2 separate regions of the Homo sapiens genome follow, and region 2 is linked to region 1. Evidence: chromatin loops called from intact Hi-C (ENCODE). Cell type or tissue: CD4-positive, alpha-beta T cell. All regions are shown on one strand. Each heading gives the region's core, and the rest is flanking DNA. Links, peaks and the distances in the headings are about the cores only. Region 1 overlaps MLLT10 (MLLT10 histone lysine methyltransferase DOT1L cofactor). Region 2 overlaps DNAJC1 (DnaJ heat shock protein family (Hsp40) member C1).

Evidence for each region. Peaks named below come from ENCODE experiments on the same cell type or tissue, not always from the same donor. Only the 100,000 strongest peaks of a DNase experiment are listed, where the experiment ranks them.
Region 2: it touches region 1 in a loop (9-fold over the local background); 2 of 110 quality-filtered maps call a loop at or near these places.

Annotation. Positions count from the first base shown.
Region 1 is chr10:21,736,318-21,744,659 of GRCh38, reverse strand. MLLT10 (MLLT10 histone lysine methyltransferase DOT1L cofactor) reads right to left here. Exons shown (of 23, transcript NM_001195626.3): 22 at 4,424-4,630; 23 at 1,030-2,721. The coding sequence ends at 2,677. All of the region lies in intron 1 of LOC107984214 (a long non-coding RNA gene), which reads left to right. Among named protein-coding and RNA genes, the nearest start is that of MLLT10, 210 kb to the right of the region's middle. In CD4-positive, alpha-beta T cell, for the core only: no CTCF peak of the experiment used is centred there; a DNase peak (open chromatin) is centred at 3,469; H3K27ac peaks cover 1,546 bases.
Region 2 is chr10:21,795,143-21,803,484 of GRCh38, reverse strand. All of the region lies in intron 9 of DNAJC1 (DnaJ heat shock protein family (Hsp40) member C1), which reads left to right. Among named protein-coding and RNA genes, the nearest start is that of DNAJC1, 200 kb to the left of the region's middle. RefSeq lists an enhancer at 6,550-7,088. In CD4-positive, alpha-beta T cell, for the core only: no CTCF peak of the experiment used is centred there; no DNase peak of the experiment used is centred there; H3K27ac peaks cover 551 bases.

The sequences.
Region 1 (8,342 bases), core at 20-8,019:
CAGTGCTTGATCTTGACCCACAACACGGACTGCACATCCACAGGACTAAAGTACAGAAGTGCAGACGGCAACCAGCCAGTGTAGACCTTCTTCAAGGCTCAGGGCCACTAGCAGGGCAGCAGCTCTTCAGTGCCCTTCCCAGAGCACAAGGCGCACATGTGAACCAGCAGCTGCCAGGGCCCTGCAGGGCAGCAACCCAGGATGACGAGGTCGACGTCCCGGAGCCTCCAGGAAGCCAGAGAGCTACAGAAGCGGACACTTACAAACATGCAGCTAAGGCAAAGGACACATGTTGAGGAATTAAACTCGCAGGAGTTGATGGATGAGTCACCTGTCATTCTAGAGGGAAGGTAATCCTTCGCCTTGGGAGAAGAGACGACTTTCTAGAGTCGTAATTATTTTTCATGTGCATAAAAAAAATCTCTCCAGGAACCCAAAACTCACTCCTTAATAAAGTTTATAGCCTAGGACCAGTTTTTCTTGTTCATGTGCCTCTTAATTACCAGGAGCACTTGACACAGATCAGTATGTTCTGATTCAATTAAGTCTGGGATAAAAAGTCTGAGCATTTATATTTTTGAAAAGCACCACAGGTGATTCTGATGCTTACCAAGACCCCAAGACCACTAAGTAGATTGGGCTTCTCTTTCATGGATATGCCTCTAGTTAAAGCTAACTGTATAAAGAAGAAGAATCTCTCTCTACCAAGTGTGAGTACTGCTTTATCAACGGGCTCTAATTATCTCATCTAAAAGGACTTTGTTTTCCTTTTATCTCCACCAAGGCTGTTTCCCTCTTCTCTCTCCGTCTCATCTGAGGATGATCCAAGATCTCTGAGCCCGAGGTGGGTTTGTACCGCACAGTGCTTTACAGAATGCTTTGCACATCGTATAGCATTTGCTCATGAGAGTTTCCATTAACTCCGGGGCAATATACCAGTGCTCCAAACACAAAACACAGGCCAAGACTCCCTGAGGAAGCAACATGGGTGCACCCCCTCCATCCTCTCCAAATGAGAATGGCACGGAGTTATAAACATTATTAAATTTTATTAACAAAACATTTTGTACATTTTAATACATGTGGAATTTTACATCTAGGTAAAATAACAACACATTCAAAATTTACCATTTATACAAACTGTTACAGAATAACAACCAGTGGGTTAAATAAGTAAAATAAACCACACTGATTTTTTAAATTATCTACAAAAGATTTGACTTTAAAATTCCCCTGAACATATAAAAATAAATTAATTTTACTTTTCAATTAAATCTACCAATTAGAAATATTACAAATCAAAATATCAATGTTATCTTATGAATTTGTCACAATACAAAACAGATTCACAAAACTTTATTTACAGAAATGAGGTAAGAACTGTGCAATGTTTAACCAAGAAACATATTGCAGAATTAACATGTTCTTCCAGCTAAGTACACAGTGGAGGTCTAATTACAGCTGGGTCTTTTCCACTAATAATTCACACACCAAAGAAGAGTTTGATGATGACATCCTCAGTGGGGGAATCACTCTGCGGTACTGTCACATCAAAAGCGTGGCTCCCCAAAGTGGAAGGGCTGTCATACAGGTTTCACCTGTTTCAGGAACTCTAGTGGTGAGCTTTTAATGGTCAGTAATGGGAAGTGGTTTAAATAAAACAAATCTCTATTCTTACCAAATCCACTCCTTTTCTTGTGACTCATTAGTGGATAAATACCCAGGTAATAGTTTTGCCTGAGCTATCTACAGTGGCACAGAAAGTTCTGAATAAAGGCGGAAGCATGGGAAGGCTGCAGGTGACGGGATGATTCCTGCTGCTCGGAGGACTGACTGTCCCACCCTGCTGTCTACAGCCCTTGCAGCACAATGGAGGCACTTGATCAAGGGCAAACCCCACCAGCACTTTCCACAGTGGCCCCTTTCTGAAAGAAGTATTTAGCTTTGAATTGATCTGGTTCCCCCAGCAGCCTCAGAACTCACTTAACTCAAGATTTCTTCAAAATATGAGTAGGTCTTAACACTAAAGAAAGCAATTCTCAAAAGAAAATTACCTTTAGCAGATGCAGACATTACCATCCTAACTTCATTACCAAAATTGGCCAAATCCCATTAGAAAGGAAATTTTTTTTTAACAAAGATTGCCAAGTCCCAGGTGATGTGCTATATATTTGTAATACTGAATCAATGCAACTCCAGGAGAAGAAATTAGTTCCTTGGAATTTGACTTAGAGCAAGCATACTGTAACCCAAACAAAAGAGCATATTTCAACTTGTACAATAAAATCAAGTAGTTTGTAAATGGAGCAAGTATTTAGTTTTGCTATTTGCATCTCCAATTTATAAACAAAACTAGTTGTGTACCAACTATATTAAATTCTTGAGTTGATAAACATATTGCATGTAAATTATGTCACTTTAAAAAGTTATTAAATTTTCTTTCCATGTTCAAAAAACTGGGGTAAGGGGTAGGGGCATGGGAATTCCATTTCAGTGCAACAAAGCAACAAGAAAACTAATCAAAGCCTTACAAGAATGTCCTTGCAGCAATTAATCCTTTGTTGTGCATTGAGTTTCTTGTTGCGTTTCTTCATAGCTGTAGTAAAAGGACTGCAAAGGCAGCCAGATGAAGTGCTAGAACAGCAGGATAGGCAATTTCTAGATGTTTCTCAGGTGTCAACTTTTCTCTTGAGCTACAGGCCCAGTTTTATCACTAAGTCTCTGCAGGTAAACAAAAGAGCAGATGCGTTAGCTAAATCAACTTTTGATAATATTCTCCGAATTTGAAACTGTGACTGAGATAAAATGTGGTATAGAAAGTTACTCCCTTTTTTCTTGCAAGTTGGCAAGGCTACTTGCAACGTAATATATAGACATGAATTTACTAGTAAATACTTTAAAAACATTAAATTCAACAGTATAAAAAGACCAAAGAGGTGGGCCCATCTGAGGGACAGAACTTGTAAAGAATGAATGCAGAATTCATCTTCCAAAATCAACTTTTCCACAGAAGTAACATGGTACTGTAGAGAATGAAATTTTTATGGGCTAAGAAAGTCATCGGCTGTGATTCCACATTTGCTATTTGTCCTTGGGCTTTCTTTGCGTTTCCTTTTACTAATCTATAAAAAAAATGGAGTTACAGCCTATTATTAAAGACTGAAATCACAAATGTCACTGTATCTTGCAAGGACACCTGGCACATAGCAGGGTACTAAGCAAACAGCACCTCCCAGCACTGTGTTCTCTATTATGAGCACTCTATTAGCTCATTAAATTACTGTGATTTTCCATTAAATACATTTCATATTGTATAACCTAGGAAAAGTTTGTAATTAGTGCATTTCTTAACACAAGAAAAACACTTGGTGAAACACTGGGGGGGAAAAAATACTACCAAAGAACTCAATACAGAATCACTGAAAACTGTCCATGTCAGCAGAACACTGGAGAGGTAATGCGGTGTGTGATGACAGGAAGTAGGCGAGACAAGAGGGCAGACAGAAAGCACTGAAGAGTTCATGAAAAACAATCCTCTATTTTGAATAATTCTCGTTACTAAGTACAAACTAAAGTTTCTGAAGACTAAAAGCACAGTAAACAAAACTTTCAAAGTAACGGGAAACAGCAAACACTGCAACTTTGAACACTCATTTGCCAAGTCTCCCACCTCAGTCCCTCCCTTCTTCCTTTTCCTGATGTCCAGTCTCCATTCTACATCCCCATAGCCTTCCTCTAACAGGGTTCTGCCCTGAACTGGAATTTAGGGGAAACATTTATACTCCAGTAAAGTAGACCTAATTGAAGGGGAGAATTAATCGAAACGGCCTTAAAATGGGTTCTACTGTATGTGTAGAATACTGTTCCTGCATCCATTTTTAATTTAACTTTCACATTGAAAGGGTACGATGCCATCACTTACATGAAATTAATAACTAAAAATTTGAATTCCATTACAGATGTGACTGTGATTTACTCCCTCTAATCTGGTAGAATTATTGGATTGTGTGCCCTAAAATGTATATATTCATCTTGGTAATAAATATACTTAATGTGTAAAAAGCACTTTGGAGTAAAATAAAAATATTTCCAAGATATATAGACTGGTTCTATAAACAAAGCTTCTCAGAAAGCACCAACTATTGTCTTTTGATTTGATTGTCCCATATGACTTGCTAACTTTGTCATCTTGAAAATTGCTGAATTACAAAACAGCCTTCAAACCTAATGTGCAAATTCAAACTGATATACTTAGGGGACGTATAAATTGGCTTAGATCCTTTGCCTATAATATCCATCTGCTAAAAGCAACTGGTTTTAAGAAGAAATGATCAGGGGAACAAAACCAGGCTGGAAAATGATCATCTCCGATTAATCAATACAGTTCTTGTTTCATTAGATGTAGTAAGGAAAATATACTTACTGCTACTTTCTGACTTGCATTATCTCCATGGATGGTGAGAAATGGGTTGGTGGTAGCTGTGTGAAGTGGGGGTGCCTGTGTACCTGCAAGAAGGTTGTTTATGGGTATTTGTGTTGGTCCAGGGATCTGCAGCTGCTGAAGTTCAGGTTGGTGGTGCTGCTGGTGGTGATGTTGCATTAACTGATACAAAAAGGCTTGATGTTGTTCCTTAGGCAAAAAACATGTGAGAGAAAATGAGTTCCCAAGCACGGAATTCAGCAGTCAGATGAGCTGCCTTATGTTTTCTTTCCTTTAATATTAGATATTTGCAAAGAAAGAAAACAAGTATCTCATCTAGAAAAATATGCTGCACTAGATAATAACCATCTACTATAAAATGTCAGTATCTTCAGCAAACAGCTTATTTTCAAAACAGGACACACATAGGAGAGCTCTATTAGGTTATCCGTGATGATCAATCAGGAAGTGCAGCAGCTTAAGAGAAATCAAGGTGGACATTTGAATGCATCATGCGTGGTCAAACCCTTTCCAAACTTAAAACAACCTTAAAGTTCCCGTTTCTGCCTGTCATTAGGGTGCTTTCTTGATGCAGTTACCACTCTACAGCAAGCATATACTCCATGCAGCGTATATTTATAGATTTCCTGAGTGCTTACTAGGTGCCAGGCACTGCTTTTGGTGCTTGAAACACATTGAGCAGGGAAAGGGAAATAAATGAAAACGTTAGAATGTGATTACTGCTCTGCGTCAAGGGAAACACAACTGTGTATGAGAAAGTCTGGAGGGAGTAGGGTTTAATGGTCAGGTTGTAATTTTAAGCAGATTACCCAGGGCAGTTTTCATTGGGAAGTTAACATCTGGATGAAGATTTGGAGGAGAAGAGGGAATTCGCTGGGTGGATATGGGGGCAGGTGAGGATTTCCAGGCAGTGCCAAAGGCCTCCAGAGGAGCAGGCCCAGCAGGATCCAGTGGCAGCAAGGACCCGGGAAGGGTGGAGGGAGCCAGGAGGAAGTGAGGAGAACACAGAGCTTGCAGTGGCAAGGCATGGCCACCTTGGCTTGTATTCATGGTAAAACGGGAAGGTTTTGAGAAGTGGCACAGTCTGATTTCAGGATGGAGTCAATGTGGGGTGTCAGAGTGAGGATGGAGCTGCCATCAGCTGAGGTGAGGAAAACGATGGGTGGGGCGGGGTTGTGCAGGAAGATCAGCTGTTCGGTTCTGGACACGTTATGTTTGAAATGTCTTTTAAGATATGCCAGCGGAGCTACTGAGTGAGCAGCTGCATTACAGGAGCTTGAAGCTCCAGAGAGAGGTCTGGCTGGAGATGTAAGTATCAGCACAGAGATGCTATTTACAGACAGTGATGAGAGATCACTGAATTCCACCTTGGGCACTCTCAGGCTGAAGAGGAGGACCCAGGAAAGGATGCTAAAAAGGAATGACCAGTTAGGTAGTAAGACACCAAGATGATGTGGTATCCTGGAAGCTAAGAGGAGGAAATGTTTCAAGGAGGAGGAAAAGCGATCAACTCTGTCTAATGCCGTTGCCAGGTGACGTTAAGATGAAGAATGAGAAGGGACCACTGGATTTAGCAAACATGCAAGTCATCTGGGGGAAGCAGAGTCAAGCAAGAGTGTCGAGCGGAAGCTGTGCGGAGGCTTCCAAAAAATCCTCACCTACGTTAAGTTTGATCCCTGTAAATGAACAAACTTTAGCCCACGACATTGGCAGATGAAGGAAAAAGTACAGTCCTTTAGTCCTCATGGTCTCCAAGCAATAATTTGTGCTGAAAATTCCTTAACCATGTTCTGGAAATGAGACAGCTACACATGCTATTATTAGAGTAAAATCTTGATTAATAGGAAGACACCCAAATAAATGGAGTTTTAGTGCTCATATTAAGATGAGGCAACTGGTAAGAAAAAACAAGATCCCATCTTAGTGTCAGCATTTAAGATTTTTTTTTTTTGAGACCGAGTCTCGCTCTAGTTGTCCAGGCTGGAGTGCGGTGGTGTGCTCTCGGCTCACTGCAACCTACACCTCCTGGTTCAAGCGATTCTCCTGCCTCAGCCTCCTGAGTAGCTGAGATTATACACACGCGCCACCACACCCGGCTAATTTTTGTATTTTTAGTAGAGACGGGGTTTCACCACGTTGGTCAGGCTTGTCCCGAACTCCTGACCTCGTGATCCGCCCACCTCCGTCTCCCAAAGTGCTGGGATTACAGGCATGAGCCACCACGCCCGGCCAGCATTTAAGAATTTATATACACTTACATGCAGTGTGCCTTTAACACCACTCTAAAAACAGACTGAAAATGATCCAGAATCAAAAGTATTTTCAATATATTTTTGACTGCAGCAAAATAGTACATAAATATACTTAGAAAGGATGTCAGCCTTTGTAATTTCTATGTTAATTAAGCAATGCATTCTCCAAGCAGCCCAACTGAATGAAGAGTGCTAGGGAAATGGGTCTGGAGGAAGCCCCACGACTGTCCACAGGGCCAGGCCTGCCCTGCACCTGAGCCACAATCCCACTTGGGTCTCGGTCCATACTTTCTCCCCTTCTACAAGTTCTCTATTTCCCATCTCCCCTCTTATCTAACCGTTAACACCCATCTCCTTCCCTCTGCTGATCACTTTACTTCTAATTAAGAAAATCAGAAGCACTGAAAGTGGGATTGCTTCAACCCTCCACATAAAACCCACCTCCAGTTGCTCTGCCTGCCTTGCTGGGGCAGTGAAATACCGTTCTCATCTCCTCCTCTGCTAGCACCTTTCTTCTCTCCTATCCCAGCAATGTCCCATCAACATACACACACGCTGTCACATTCAAAATGAGTCGAAACTGCCCCGTGTGCCCACCACATCTGCCTCCTGCTTCCCCTTCCTCTGCTTTCCAAAGTGACATGTCTTGAGGTGCCCATATGCTATCTTTACTTCCTCTCCCTCCCATTTCCTTTTGAACCATTTAATGAGGTTTTTACTTTCATCACACCCAAACTGTAAAAAGCCTCTAGACAACCTTTAAGAAAGAAACAGTCCCTGTCAGGTGCAGGTGTCACTGCACCCTCAACCTCCTGGGCTCCAGTGATCCTCCCACCTCAGCCTCCCAATTAACTGGAACCACAGGCATGCACCAGCACGCCCGGTTGGTCAATTCTTTCTTACCCTACCACAGAAGCATTTTACACAGTTGACTCCTCCCTTTCTGGAAACATTTCCTTCACCTTGCCCCTAAGATGCCACACTGTCCTTCTCTTGGCTCACTGGCCACAGTTTCTCAATAGCCTTTCTTTACTGGCTTATTCTCCTTTTCTAGGGTGTCCAGGACTCAGTCTTCATGCTCTAGGAGTCCGCATCAAATCTGATGGCTCTCATCACCTGTGCAGCACTAACCCCAGATTTCTAACTAACTGCATCTCTGCCTGGGACTCCAGACACCTACTGTGCAACTGCCTTATCTCCATTTGACTTGTACATCTAAAGAGATTTCAAGCTTAGTGTGTCCATGACACCTATTTTTCTCTCCAAAATTGGTTGGGTTCTGTTCTCCCACATCTCAGTAAAAGTCACTAACCAACCATTCAGAATTCTTCTTTCTCTTGTATGTCCAGCAAACAAGTCTTGTTGGTTCTGTCTTCAAAACATCTTGGCTGGGCACAGTGGCTCACACCTGTAATTCCAGCACTTTGGAAGGCTAAGGGCAGATCACTTGAGGTCAGGAGTTCAAGACCAGCCTGGGCAACATGGTGAAACCCTGTCTCTACAAAAAATACAAAATTAGCCAGGCATGGTGGGACATGCCTGTAGTCCCAGCTACTCGGGAGGCTGAGGCAGGAGGATCACTTGAGCCCAGGAGATGGAGGTTGCAAGGAGCCCAGATTGTGCCACTGCACTCCAGCCTGGGCGACAGA
Region 2 (8,342 bases), core at 263-8,262, 59 kb before region 1:
TCTCTAGTATAATGTTAAGTGAAAGTTAACCACACTTTAAAAAGACCACTTGTGCCTCCTTTTGGCTTATGGTGTTAATTAGATTTGTTTTCATTAAGTATTCGATTATGAAAAAGTAGCCAGGTTCAATTGAGTGTCATCAGAACCTCTGCATACTGACCTGATCACCTGCCTAGTTCTCCCTGGCTTTGCACAGCTGTTCTTTGACCGGGTTTCCTTGCCAAATTTGTAGCTTCAGGCTTAGTTCTCTTTCCTTCAAGAAACAATTGACCTTTTGGGAGAGAGGTGAGTGTGTGCCAGTGGTGGGATTTATGTGATTCTTTATTTGGGTTGTCGGATTACAGTTAAAAACCTTTTTATTCCTCAATTAAGAAAGAAATTAAGTATATTAATTGTCATAATTAGCAGAGTTAGATTGCTAAATTGTACTCTGGATAAACACAAGCAATATTTTTTTAAGCTTTTTAAAAAATTGACACCGAGTATATTTTAATTCAGATATACCTAATCTGTAAGGCCTACTTTATTATGGATTAAATATTTTAAATGTTGATATATGCCTTTCAGCAAATAATTTTGGTAATCACAAAGGACACTCAAATTGTAAAAATAACAGCGGAAACAAAAACTGTCTCGCATGTAAAACCAACTTTAACATGATGATTAACTGCAGGTTTCCTAAATTAAGGTCAGGGGGCCCCAGATTTCTTGCTTGTGAAGTAATACTATTCTTTTGCCTGAAAGGATGTAAACTGATTCTGCTTCTCTCCCTGGTCACTAATCTCTTGCATTCTGGTTGTGATAACAGACTGATAGGAGATTTTTCTGCCTCTTTGGAAAAGGCCCAGGTAGGCAGCAAAACAAAAGACAGGTGGCTAGATTTAAACAGGCTTTTATAATTAGCTTAGTGCCATAGTGTGAGGTAAGGGGTGTGTAGTTATATATGTAGCCCATTATGCAAGTGAAGAGGAGGAAGGAAAATCATAAAATTCCCAATTCATTTGTATAGCTCAACTGCAAGGAGATTCCTATTGGGGGAAATTTATATATTGTTATTATGCTGGTTTCAAAAACACGTAAGTGGACTGTTCCATGGAAAATAAGCATTATGGTTTATCAGTGAACTAAATATATAGTTATTATCTTGGCAAATATATTGTTATTACTTTTAGAGTCAGGCCAGCCCTACACAAAATTATAAACATGATAAGGACTGTCCTTTTGGTTTTTCTGCCTTCGTCCTCACTGCCGCTGTACCAGTTTCCTGCTACAGTAGTTCTCTTGGTCTGAGCCACATCTCATACTCCTCTCCCTTCCTTCTCTTACCCTCTCAACCTTACAACTTTTAAAGATATTTAAATTTTAGAAAACATGTGCAGGTTTGTTATACAGGTAAACTCGTGTCACAGGGGCTGGTTGTACAGATTATTTCATCACCCAGGTATTAAGCCTACTACCCAATAGTTATTTTTTCTGCTCCTCTCCCTCCTCCCACCCTCCAGGCCCCAGTGTCTGTTGTTTCCTTCTTTGTGTTCATGAGTTCTCATCATTTAGCTCCCGCTTACAAGTGAGAACATGTGGTATTTGGTTTTTTATTCCTGCGTTAGTTTGCTAAGGATAGTACCCTCTCCAGCTCCATTTATGTTCCCACAAAAGACATGAGCTCATTCTTTTTTGTGGCTGCATAGTATTCCGTGGTGTATATATAATCACATTTTCTTTATACTATCTATCATTAATGGGATTTCGGTTGATTCCATCCCTTTGCTGTTGTGAATAGTGCTGCTGTGAACATTCACGTGCATGTGTCTTTATGGTAGAATGATTTACATTCCTCTGGGTATATGTCCAGTAATAGGATTGCTGAGTCAAAGAAAGGGTAGTTCTGCTTTTAGCTCTTTGAGGAATCGCCATACTGCTTTCCACAATGGTTGAACTAATTTACACTCCTACCTACAGTGTATAATCATTTCCTTTTCTCTGCAACCTTGCCAGCATTTGTTATTTTTTGACTTTTTGGTAATAGCCATTCTGACTGGTGTGAGATGGTATCTCATTATGGTTTTGATTTGCATTTCTCTAATGATCAGTGATTGAGCTTTTTTTCATATCCTTGTTGGCTGCATGTATGTCTTCTTTTGAAAAGTGTCTCTTCATGTCCTTTGCCCACTTTTTCATGGGATTATTTAAGCTCCTTATAGATGCTGGATATTAGACCTTTGTCAGATGCAAATATTTTCTCCCATTCTGTAGCAAACCAACATTTATATTTTCAATTGCTTTGGTGATAATATTGATTATTCCATTATTCATTTTTGTAGTATTTTACGCTTTTCAAAACATTTAAATATACTTTTATTTGTTTTTTCATAATGACACAGTGAAGTAGATAGGCAACCATTATTTTTCCCTATTTTACAGCTGAGTAAACTGCTGTTAAGATATTTGTTCAAGGTGACACAGTTGTTAGTAGAACTGGGACAAGATCACATATTTTGATTCCATACTTATATGTTTTTACCTCTGGTTAATTCTGCTTTACTGATGTTTGTATGGAAAATACTTTAAATTTGTCTAGAGATTTATATCATTAACTCTTTTTTGATAAAACTCTATGTTCATAGCAAAAAGAAAACATCAAAGAATACACTTAAGCTAAATTTTTTTCTAATCAACCATAATTTTAAAGAGATCTCTGTGAACATTTCTGTGTAACATTGTATAAACAATGTATAAACGTTGTATATCATTCTAGAGACTTTAGCGTTTCTCTGTATATGTATGGATATGTATAATTTTAATAGGATTAATCTACTTTCTGTCCTTTTCACATAGCTCTAGAACATGAGCATCTTTCATGGCAATAAATAAGATCCACATCATTTTTCTAAAGAGTTACACGATAGCCCATGCTGCCATGATATCATTAAAGAATATCCTATCGGTTGACATTTAAATTGCTTCCTTTTTTTGCTATTTCATTGAGATGGACATGGTGTTTTAAAAAATTGTCTTTTCACTCATATCTATTTTATTAGCTTGTGTGCCTAGAACTAGAGATTGCATTCCTAGAAGCTGCTTAGTTCAAGAATATGAATGTTTTTAGAGCCTCTGAGGGCTCTGAAATTGGCCTGCAGAGAGGTTATAACAATACACATTCCCACTAGTGGTATATGAGAGGTCACTTCCTCATACTCTCATAAAAACCAAACACTACATTTTTCACCATTGCCCATGAAGTGAAAAGTGTTATAGTATTGATCTTTGTTACTTGCAAAAGAAAACACAGAGACTTGGTACAAGGGGTCCACGTCTGATGAGGGGTTCTAGTGTGGGACAGAGAAAACAGGGGCAAGATCATTGTTCAGTAAATAATACAGTTAAGTTTTCAGGATTTGGGGACACCTGAAACAACTTTGTAAGAGTCTCTCAAAATCAAGGAGGAGACATGGAAAAGGTCTTGGGGATATTTATGAACACTGAGCATACACAGATCTTTAAACTTTCTATGGATAAGATGTCTCCAAAGTAAAGGAAATTGGAATGACACAGGTCCCTCAGCAACACTAGATTCTGTGGGATGAGGGAACAGTGCCTTCACAGTGCTCAGGGGAAATGGTTCTGAATCTAGAACTGACCAAGTGTGATGGTAAATACGTGGGGTGAGAACTCGTACCCTTTCCTAGAAATTTTCCTGAGGTTGTACTCCAGCAACAAAAGGAATAAATCGAAGAGGACAACATGGGATCCAAGAAATGGTGAATCAGGAGAACTAAGGACGGCATGATAGGGACCCTGGGAGGGAGGGAGGTTTCATAGAATAGATAGTATGGCTGAGAACTTGGAAAAATGCCTATGTAAAAATGTGGAAAAGAAAAAAAAGGCAAAGTGCAGCAACTAATGCCTGTAATCCCAGCACTTTGATAGGCTGGGACAGGAGGATCACCTGGGACCAGAAGTTTGCGACCAGCCTGGGCGACATAGGGAAACCTTCATCTTTACAAGAAAAGGAAAGAAAAATTAGCCAGGTGTGGTTGCACACACCTGTGTGCCAGCTATTTGGGAGGCTGAGTCAGGAGGATCACTTGAGCCCAGGAGATCGAGGTTGCAATGAGTCATGTTCATGCCACTGCACTCCAGCCTGGGTGATAGAGTGAGCCCCTGTCTCAAAACAAAAAAACAACAACAACAAAAAACAGTAAAAAGCAACCAGAAATTCCACAAAGAACATGGAAACCACACGTAAAAAGACATAGTTTAAATTTAATTATACTACAGAGTAGATTGGTAGAAAGAGCACTTGTTTCAGTGGTGAATAATATTTACCAGGTCATAATTATGTAATATCTTACATGATGGTTTTTTATATTTTAAACATTTTATATGTTTTACAGATTATTTTTCAGTTTTTAAAATCCACACATTGTGGAGGACTGTGGCATGTTGTTCACCAAAGTAAGTTCTCTCCTTCTTCTCTAGCAGTAGATTGTTGGTCAGGCACATATGTGCACAATGACATTGCATTCCCAAGCCTCCCAAACTCTGATATGGCTGTATCACTAATTTCTTTTCAGGAGAACATAAAGTAATGTGTGTTCATATGAGCCCTTATTTATTTTTCCCTCCCACTGAGCTAGAATACTAATATGCCTGCAACTAAGTTGCAACCACGCAAGCAAAGATAGTTGCCCTAAGGAGCTGTGGAGAAACAGGCTAGAAAGAACCCAGATGCATGCAATGAAAGAAAATTCTTGGGTAGTGACAAGTAACATGAAGAAAAATAAAGCAGGGTAAGCAGATAGAGACTGATGGAGCTGCATTTTAAAATAGGGTTCTGAGGAAAGTGTTCTCGGAGAGGTAGTATTTGAGCAGAGGTACAAAGCAAGTGAAGGAGCAAGGTTGTCTGAGAAGGAGCATTGCTGGCAGAGGAAATAGCACCTACAAAGTCCTGGAGGCAAGAGCATGTCTGGGGTTTGCAAGGCCCAACAAGGAGGTCCATATGGCTAAGGCATGAGTAGGAGAAGGAGATAACAGGAAATGAGTCTGAGAAGTAGTGGAAGACCAGGCCATATTGGCCCTTTTTGGCCAAGGTGGAAATTTTGGATTTTACCCTGAGCGAGATGGGAAAGCACTGGAAGATTCTGAGTAAAGGAGTGCAGTGATCTAAAAGCATTGTTCTGACTGTTTGGTGGGGAAGTTTGAAAGCAGGAAGGAAGGCCAGGTAAGAGGCTATTTCAGTTGTCCTTTCAGAACACAATGGTGGTTTTGGACTAGAGGTTGTTGGTAGAGGTGGGAAAGAGATTAGATGCAGGATGTGGTATACAAAGGCACGTTAATTAGCAATGTATACTTGTAACCTTGTAACCTTCAGAAGAACTGTGAGCGGAAATGATTGCCTGTGTGTGTAAGGTGCATTGTTTTCTGTCATAAGACCTTGTGTACTGCTTTTGTTAAAAAGCTATGTACATGCATGACCTTGATTTTTAAAAGCGACTTTTTAAAATGTGAAGAAACAAAACATTTGTCTTTGAATTTTTTTCATGACAGTATATATAGGCCTACCTCATTATCTGAGTTTGTTCTGTGCTGGTGTAACAGACTACCTGAGAGTGGATAATTTATGAAGAACTAAGATGTATTTCTTACAATTCTGGAGGCTGAGAAGTCAAGGGGCCCACGTCTGGCAAGGGCCTTCTTGCTGCGTCATCCCACTGTAGAACACAGAAGGACAAGAGAGCACACAACATACAAGGGAAAAAGAAAGGAAGGGAGCTGAACTCATCCTTTTATCAGGAACTCACTCCTGCAATAACCCACTCCCGCCATAAGGTCATTAACCCATTCATGAGGACAGAGGCCTCCTGAGCTAATTGCTTCTTAAAGGTCCCACCTCTCAACACTTTTGCATTGGGGATTAGGTTTCCAACAAATGAACTTTGGAAGACACATTCAAACCATAGCACTCATTTGTTTTAAAATTTTTTTGTTTAAAAAAATTATTGATTTACAGAACTAGAAAAACCAATCCTGAAGTGTATATGGAATTACAAAGGACCCCCAATATCTAGAACAACCTTGAGAAAGAAGAATAAAACTGGAGATACCACATTTCCTGATTTCAACATATATTAGAAAGTTATAGTAATTAAAGCAGTATGGTACTAGCATAAAGACAGACACATAGACCAAGGGAACAGGAAAGAGAACCCAGAAATAAACCCACACATATACAGTCAACTAATCTTCAAAAGGGTACCAAGAATACATATGGGGAAAGAAAGGTCTTTTCACCAAAATGGTGCTTGGAAAACTTAATGTCCACATGCAAAAGAATGAAACTGGACCCTTACTTACACCATGCAAAAAAAAAATTTTTTTAATGGATTAAAGTCTTAACTGTAAGACCTGAAGCCATAAAATGCCTAGAAGAAAATATAGGAGAAAGCCTCATGACATTGGTCTTCACAGTGATTTATTGGATTATAACACCAAAAACACAAGCAACAAAATGAAAAATAAAGAAGTGGGACTATATCAAACTAAAAAGCTTCTGTACAGCAAAGAAAACAATTAACAGAGTGAAGAGACAAACCATGCACTGGGAGAAAATATTTGCAAACCATTTATCTGATAAGGTGTTAATGTCCAAAATATGTAAGGAACTCCTACAACTCAAGAGCAAAAAAATAACCTCATATTTAAGTGGGCAAAGGACTTCAAAAGACATTTCTACAAAGATGACATAGAAATGGCCAACAGGTATATGAAAAGGTGCTCAACATCTCTAATCATTAGGGAAATAGAAATCAAAATGACAATAAGATACTTCACACCTCTTAGGACAGCCATCATCAAAAAAACAAAAACAAAACAAAAAGAAGTGTTGGCAGTGATTTAGAGAAATTGGAACCCTTGTACACTGTTGCTGGGAATGTGAAATGGTACAGTTGTTACAGAAAACAGTATGAAGATTCCTACAAAAGTTAAAAATAGAATTATATGACCTAGCAATTCTAGAAAAACTTCTAGATGTATATCCAAAAGAAGTGAAATCAAGATCTCAAAGAGGTATCTGCACTTCCCCGTTCATTGCACCATTATGCACAGTAGCCAAGACATGGAAACAGCCTAAATGTCCATTGATGGATGGATGGCTAGAGAAGATGTGGGATGTACATATAATAGAATATTATTCATTCATGAAAAAGAAGGAATGGCCGGGTGAGGTGGCTCACACCTGTAATCCTAGCACTTTGGGAGGCTGAGGCGGGCAGATCACCTGAGCTCAGGAGTTTGAGACCAGCCTGGCCAACATGGTGAAACCCCGTCTCTACTAAAAATACAAAAATTAGCTGGGTATGGTGGTGCATGCCTGTAATCCTAGCTACTCGGGAGGCTGAGGCAGGAGAATCGCTTGAACCCAGGAGGTGGCGGTTGCAGTGAGCCAAGATCATGCCACTACACTCCAGCCTGGGCAACAGAGTGAGACTCTGTCTCAAAAAAAAAAAAAAAAAGCGGAAATCCCACCATATGTGACAACATGGATGAACCCCTGAGAACATTATGCTAAGTGAAATAATCTTCTCCTATAAGGACAGATACTACATGATTCCATTTTTATGAGTTATCTAAAATAACCAGATTCACAGAAGCAAAAAATAGAATGGTGGTTGCCAGGAGCTGAAGGGAGGGAGAAATAGAGAGTTGTTGTTCAATGGATATAAAGTTTTGGTAATATGGATGAGTAAGTTCTAGAGGTCTGCTGTAGGATGTTGTGCATATAGTTAACAGTATTGTACTGTATACCTGATTTAAGAGAGTAAATCTCATGTTATTTTAGTAAATTTGTAGAGTTGTGAAATCGCCACAATCCAGTTTTAGACATTTTCATCACCCGAAGTGTTCCCTCAATCCCATTAGCAATCATTTCCCACTCCTGTTCTCTCAGGCTACACTGATCTATTTTCTTTTCAGGATATTACATTTAAATGGAATCTTAACAGTATTTAGTCTTCTCCTGTTCTCTCAGGCTACACTGATCTATTTTCTTTTCAGGAAATTACATTTAAATGGAATCTTAACAGTATTTAGTCTTTCACATATGGCTGCTTTCACTTGGCGAAAGGTATTTGAAGTTCATCCGTGTTGTAGCATGTATCAGCAGTTCATTTCTTCATATTGCTCAATATTTGTGTGCATAAATACTGCATTTTATTTATTCTATACTAATTGGTCATTTGTCTTATTTCCACTTTGGTGCTGTTAGAATAATACTGCCATGAACATTAATCTGTATAGTACTTATTAGCCATTCCTACGTCTTATTTAGTGAAATATCTATT